Linked DNA regions of Homo sapiens: region 1 is linked to region 2. Evidence: read pairs that join two places in POLR2A ChIA-PET (ENCODE). Cell type or tissue: GM12878. All regions are shown on one strand. Each heading gives the region's core, and the rest is flanking DNA. Links, peaks and the distances in the headings are about the cores only.

The links. Peaks named below come from ENCODE experiments on the same cell type or tissue, not always from the same donor. Only the 100,000 strongest peaks of a DNase experiment are listed, where the experiment ranks them.
Region 1: POLR2A ChIA-PET joins it to region 2 with 19 read pairs; 5 of 35 experiments call an interaction of 5 or more read pairs at or near these places.

Annotation. Positions count from the first base shown.
Region 1 is chr14:22,504,591-22,507,507 of GRCh38, forward strand. It overlaps TRA, TRAJ36 and TRAJ35. Among named protein-coding and RNA genes, the nearest start is that of TRD-AS1, 23 kb to the left of the region's middle. In GM12878, for the core only: no CTCF peak of the experiment used is centred there; a DNase peak (open chromatin) is centred at 1,383; H3K4me3 peaks cover 1,199 bases; H3K27ac peaks cover 2,405 bases.
Region 2 is chr14:22,382,447-22,385,363 of GRCh38, forward strand. All of the region lies in intron 2 of TRD-AS1 (TRD antisense RNA 1), which reads right to left. It also overlaps TRA. Among named protein-coding and RNA genes, the nearest start is that of TRD-AS1, 99 kb to the right of the region's middle. RefSeq lists an enhancer at 1,208-1,917. In GM12878, for the core only: no CTCF peak of the experiment used is centred there; DNase peaks (open chromatin) are centred at 1,365 and 2,233; H3K4me3 peaks cover 978 bases; H3K27ac peaks cover 2,500 bases.

The sequences.
Region 1 (2,917 bases), core at 310-2,809, 120 kb after region 2:
GGAGAATGGCGTGAACCTGGGAGGTGGAGTTTGTGCCACTGCTGAGATCGCGCCACTGCACTCCAGCGTGCGCGACAGAGTGAGACTCCATCTCAAAAAAAGAAGAAGGAAGCTGGGAGCAGTGTCTCTCACCTGTAATCTCAGCATTTTGGAAGGCTGAGGCAGGAGGATCACTTGAGGCCAGGAGTTCAAGACCACCCTGGGCAACACAGTGAGACCCCCATCTCTACAAAAAATAAATAAATAAAATTTTTTTAAAAATAGCCAGGCATGGTAGCATGCACCTGTCATCCTAGCTACTGAAGAGGTTGAGGCAGGAGGATCACTTGTGCCCAGGAGGTCAAGGTTACAGTGAGCCAAGAACACACCACTGCACTCCAGCCTGGACAACAAAGTAAGATCCTGTCTCTAAAAATATATATTTAAAAATATAAAATAAATAAGTTAAAGAAGGAGGAAGGAGATGAAGAAAATTTGGCTTAGTAGGAAAGCGTTTTTGTACTGGGCAGAAACACTGTGTCAAACTGGGGCAAACAACCTCTTCTTTGGGACTGGAACGAGACTCACCGTTATTCCCTGTAAGTCCTTACCTCTTGACAAAAAAGCTCTTAGTCTGTAATGACAAGTTCTCACATCCCAGACACCTAATGAATTTCTAAATGAGCTTCCATGTGTTAAACTGATAAAACTCTCTAGGGAGAAGGTCACCCTTACCTTTGCGGCTCTAAATGTAAGACATGTTGTAAGAAAAATTGGGAACTGTTAATTGCAGTGCCAAAATGAAGACAGTGATTACAAATATTGGGCTAGTTTTAATGTTAGATTTATAAAATATAAGCCTTTCCAAAGAACCATCTCAGGGTGCATTTATTAGTTTGTGTCTATACAGCCCAATTGTCCAGTTACTTTGATTAATGTTGGTAGCTGATGCAGATATTTAGGGACTTCCTTGAGAAAACTTCTTTGTGCTCAAAATTGCATGAATTGAATGGCACATTACCTAAATAATTGCCAAATCTGTTTCACTTTGTGCTGTATAGACTCAGCCTAATAAAAACAAATGCTGTTGTGCTTTTTCCCAGTCTGTCTCCTCTCCACACAGAAAGTTTCCCTTTCTACTAAACAGCATCTCTTCACACGAAGAAAAGATGCCCAGCAAGCCATTTGACTTATTGCTGCTGCTAGTTTGCATTTATATGACTCCTTTCCTTAGAAGGGATGAAGACACTTTATACGACTTATTAGCTAAACAGATTGACAGCCTAATTAGGAAGAGAGAAACAGATTCTGAGTATCTTTTTGTGGCTGCTGTTCCTACCCCCTCGTGTAGAACATTTGGTCAGATGGCTCTTTGAGACAGAAATAAGACAGGGACGTGGTCTCTGCTTGTAGTGTGGGACGTCTCAGCTGCACCTAAGAGGTTGTCACAGGAGTACTAAATAGGTCAGGGCAACTGACACAGCCAGGAAAATTTCTTTCCCCTAGAACTTGTGTGTGCTCACCAAGCAAAGCGTGACTAATTTTGACATCCATTGTTAGTGTGTGTCTACCCTTCTTGCCTTTGTTTTCAGACCCTTCCTCTCTAGATCCTTTTCCTTCCATCTCCAACTCCTGTATGTAAATCCCTGCTCTCTCCTTTGAATTCCTGACTGCTATGCCCATGCCCAGCACCGGCACCCCCACGCACACTGCTGCCTGCCTCTGTAACCATCAGCTGTATTTCTGAGGACTTTCCTAGCTCCTTGAGTGATCCTCAAATGGCTCAGGGCCCTGAGGGAATCTTTGCTGAGGGTTGGCCCCAGCAGAGCCGCTGCAGAGGTAGAGGTGGCCACCAAGGGACACAGACTGCCTGCATGAAGGCTGGAGCTGGGCCCAGGATGAGGAAAAGCCTCAGGAAGGAGGGGCTGACACGAAATAAGGAATACCATGGCATTCATGAGATGTGCGTCTGAATCCTCTCTCTTGCCTGAGAAGCTTTAGCTTCCACCTTGAGACACAAAACATGTGGTTATGAAGAGATGACAAGGTTTTTGTAAAAGAATGAGCCATTGTGGATAGGCTTTGGGAATGTGCTGCATTGCGGGTCCGGCACTCAAGTGATTGTTTTACCACGTAAGTATATCTTTTCTCATTTCTGTGGGCTGTTATGTCCGTAAATCATATAGAACAGTTCTTCTTATGCACACACACACACACACACCCATTTTCCAGTCACTGAGGAGAAACAGTCTCTGGGTCTACCTACACAGCCAGTTTGACCATTAAGATGGTCAAATTCATTTTTCAAGATAATTTTAACTGGTTCCATTTAATGCTGCCAACAGCCAAGGGCATTAGCATGTCGTGGGAACCTAATCTATGTTCACTCACTGCTGTGGGAGGACAGTCATTTCTTCTTCTCCCCTGGCAGTCAGACTTCAGAATCCAGCTGACCTTTTCCATGCCTGTCTCTTCTGGCAGATTAAGTGGTTATTTCCACTAACTTTCTTGTGGAAAAACACACAAGACAGATATATTCTCCTTCAGTTTTTACTAAGAAAGTTTTGTGGTTATCATTTTGACAATAAACTTCAGCTAGCATAGTCCCTACTATTCATGTTAATAATATCTTGACTTGAACCATCATATTTTCCCCACATCATTCACAATGCATTTCAATGCTGTAACCCACTGCACCATCCCCAGCCCTTTTATCTTCACAACGTTCTCTAATAAGGTAAACAGGATCATACATCATCAAACATATGTCACAGACAGAAAAGCTGACACACAGACAAGTTAAATAATTTAAGTCAAACCAAAAAAAAATCATAACTGGGATTAGAGCTTGAGATTCCCTATTTTCTTACAGTGAACTGTCTTGAGCTGTCACTTAATGCATTGAAAACATAATAAGCACAGGCCATAGGCATTTTCA
Region 2 (2,917 bases), core at 206-2,705:
TCCTGTTCAGTAGTTGTCTATTAAAGAATCTCTCCTTCCTTCCTCTATTCACATCCATCAGGGAGAGGAGTAGGCTGATGGTGCCAGCTAAGGACCTCGGCACTCCTAGACCTATTCCTGAACCATTAATGGCTCTGAATTTGGGACAGGAATGTTACTCTCATGGTTAATTCCTTGCTCACTTGTCTGCTGGTGCTTGTTCACAATGTCAAAGATATGGCAACTTCATGGGAAGGCAGGTTTAACTTTTTGGTGTTTTTGCACTAGCCTGTATATCTGTCTACCTTTCATATGAGAACCACCTTGCTGATTCAGACTGGAAGCTTCAAGAGAGAAGTTTCTTTCCATTTAATGCACTGGGGATGGTGCTCAACAGAGAACCACACTCAAATCGGGGCTAAATAATATGGCAATATCATGGTTACAAAAGAAACACCTCCCTTTCTCACCAAATCACTGAATCCCTTATTCTATAAAAATGAAATTGAACTGCAAACATCACCACCATGACAAGAGGATTTAGGCACACTGATCAACTGATTAAATTCTATTTGTCATCCAGAGTGATCCTGGAGGCCTTCAGAGCCTGGAGGAAACCTCTCTGTGACTCTACTCACATCTTTACACACGGAAAATCCAATTAGGCTGAGTATCTACAGCAGCTTCCAGAAGTAAACTGATTGCAGAAGGGCAGCCTGCTGCCTGAGGACTGCAGGGGACGAGGAAGGGGTGGGCCACCTGGAAGGGACCTCTGCCTTCTCAGCACCTAGAGTTGGTTTCCAGATGATCACATAGTTTAACCCTTTTCTTTTATAGACAAGGAAATTGAGGCCCAGAAAGGTTAACAGTCTTGCCCAAGACCTAAGATTAGAAGGCAGAGTTGGGGTTGAGAATTGCTTATGTGAGACTCAGACCCAAAGCAGACGACCATATTTTCAAATTCAGTGAAAACTGGAAAACTCGTATGGGCCTACCCAGCCTGGAAAATCCCCATGTATTACCAATACATAGTAAACGAATCAAAGATTGAAAAGTTTACTTGAAAACCAATCAGAAGTCCTCTCCCACATGCAAAAATCCCACCCTAATAGAACACTCATCACCCGTCAGACTGTCTTAACACTTCTTCCTTTTTCTTTCTTTGCAAACCCCTTTGAGCCTGTGCCAGAAGTGACGGTGTCTGCCACCCTCTCTGCAGTCAGTCCTGACCAGTTCTCTGGGGTTTACACCTGTCCTCTGGCCACTCGTCTGCTGCACTTCCTGCATCTGCTTGTTTCACCTTGGCCCCAGCTTTACCTGAGGGGTGCTTGGCCTGTGCCTTGAGTTCCAGGGCCTATGTTTACTTCAAAAATATTAATGTCAATTCCTTCAACTTGTTCCAAAGACAACAGAGCCTCTCACAAGCAGGCAAGCCCTGCCACTTGTTACGTAGTTGAGGCTGACGAGCCTGCAGGTCCCAGCCAACTTTATCACCTCCCTCTTCTGAGGGGTGGAAGTCCCCAACATCTCAGGGTCCCCTGAGAGTATGGGGATTCCCACATCGGCAAGTACCTGCTTCAGAGAAGCCCATGAGAAACTGGCCCAGAGCAAGCGGGTCCACCCTCCCATTGTGGGAAAGTGAAGGGCAGAAGGAGTCTGGCTGGAGGTCACTCCTGCCACTGATCTTCCTCACTCGGGTCCAGCCTGTCAGAGGATAAAGCACAGTGGTGGGTGGGGGTATCTGGCTCTCCCCCACCCTCCTTCTCAGGGGTTCAGTAGTCCCTGGGAACAAGATTCAGCTCAGGAATTTCTGGGATGCTGGTCAGTTCTGGCCCTAAGGACACTGGGAGTGACAGCGGGCTGCTAAGGATGTGACAGTGACTGGGCTGTTCCCTTCACATGACTACCAGGGCAAGCCCTGGCCAAATCCCAGCACCTGCTGAAAGTTGAAGCTGACCACTGGAGTGATTAGATTCATGACATGTGGTGGAGGCCTGGGGAGTGGAGCTACTGGGAAAGGACACAGCTAAGGAATCTCCTCCCTCCCAGCATTGCTTGACCCTTTCACAAAGACAGTGGTAGGTAGAGGAAGAAGGAGAATTGGCCTACTCCTTCCTTTTCGCTGTATATGGTCATAGAAATTGTCAGAACTTTATATCTAGATTCAAGTTCTATCTCTAGCACAATTAGCTCTAAAACTTTGCGAACGTTACTTAACCTCCTAGGTCCTCTTTGTTCATAAAACGAGAACGTAATACATACCTTGGTTGGCTGTGAAAGTTATATGAGTCAGTGTTGTGGGGAAGTTGAAGGCATGCAGTAGATGCACAAGGAAAATTAAATTCCGTTCCCCAGTTCCTGGCTTGCAAGTTGGGGGTTAAACTCAGTTAAGCTCAGAGAAGACATGACATGACGGGGGATCAAGGGAGATGTGGGAAGCTCACGGGCTGTGGTTCCCACTGATCCACATTAGACTCCAAATGACAACACCCTCACAATCCCATGAAATTGAGCAGAATTTCTCTTCTTTCTTGTGATGTTTCCAGAAATGAAGAGAGAGGGAAGGAAGACACAGACTCTGATCTTTGGCTTCACTTTGGTTCCAAGACCTGGAGCTGATAGTGTATGGAGGGTTGCCTGTTTGTCCAGGCACTATGAATAAGACCAAGGTAATCCAGCCCAACTCTACGACACAGCTAAGCCAACAAGCAGCTGGATCTTGTGTCTCAGCACTCACAGAAATGTATAAATCATCTGATACCAACTGCTCCCCGGAAGCCTCTGTCTCCAGAATATAAATGTCCAACTACAGGACTGGCAAAGAAACCAAGCCCTGGGCAATGCCTACTATGGACCCTTATTTCTTGTGGTTTGCTAAGAAAAAAGTAGGCCCAAGGGAGAGGAGGGGGAAAACCAGGAGGGTCTAAAGTTCTTCTGA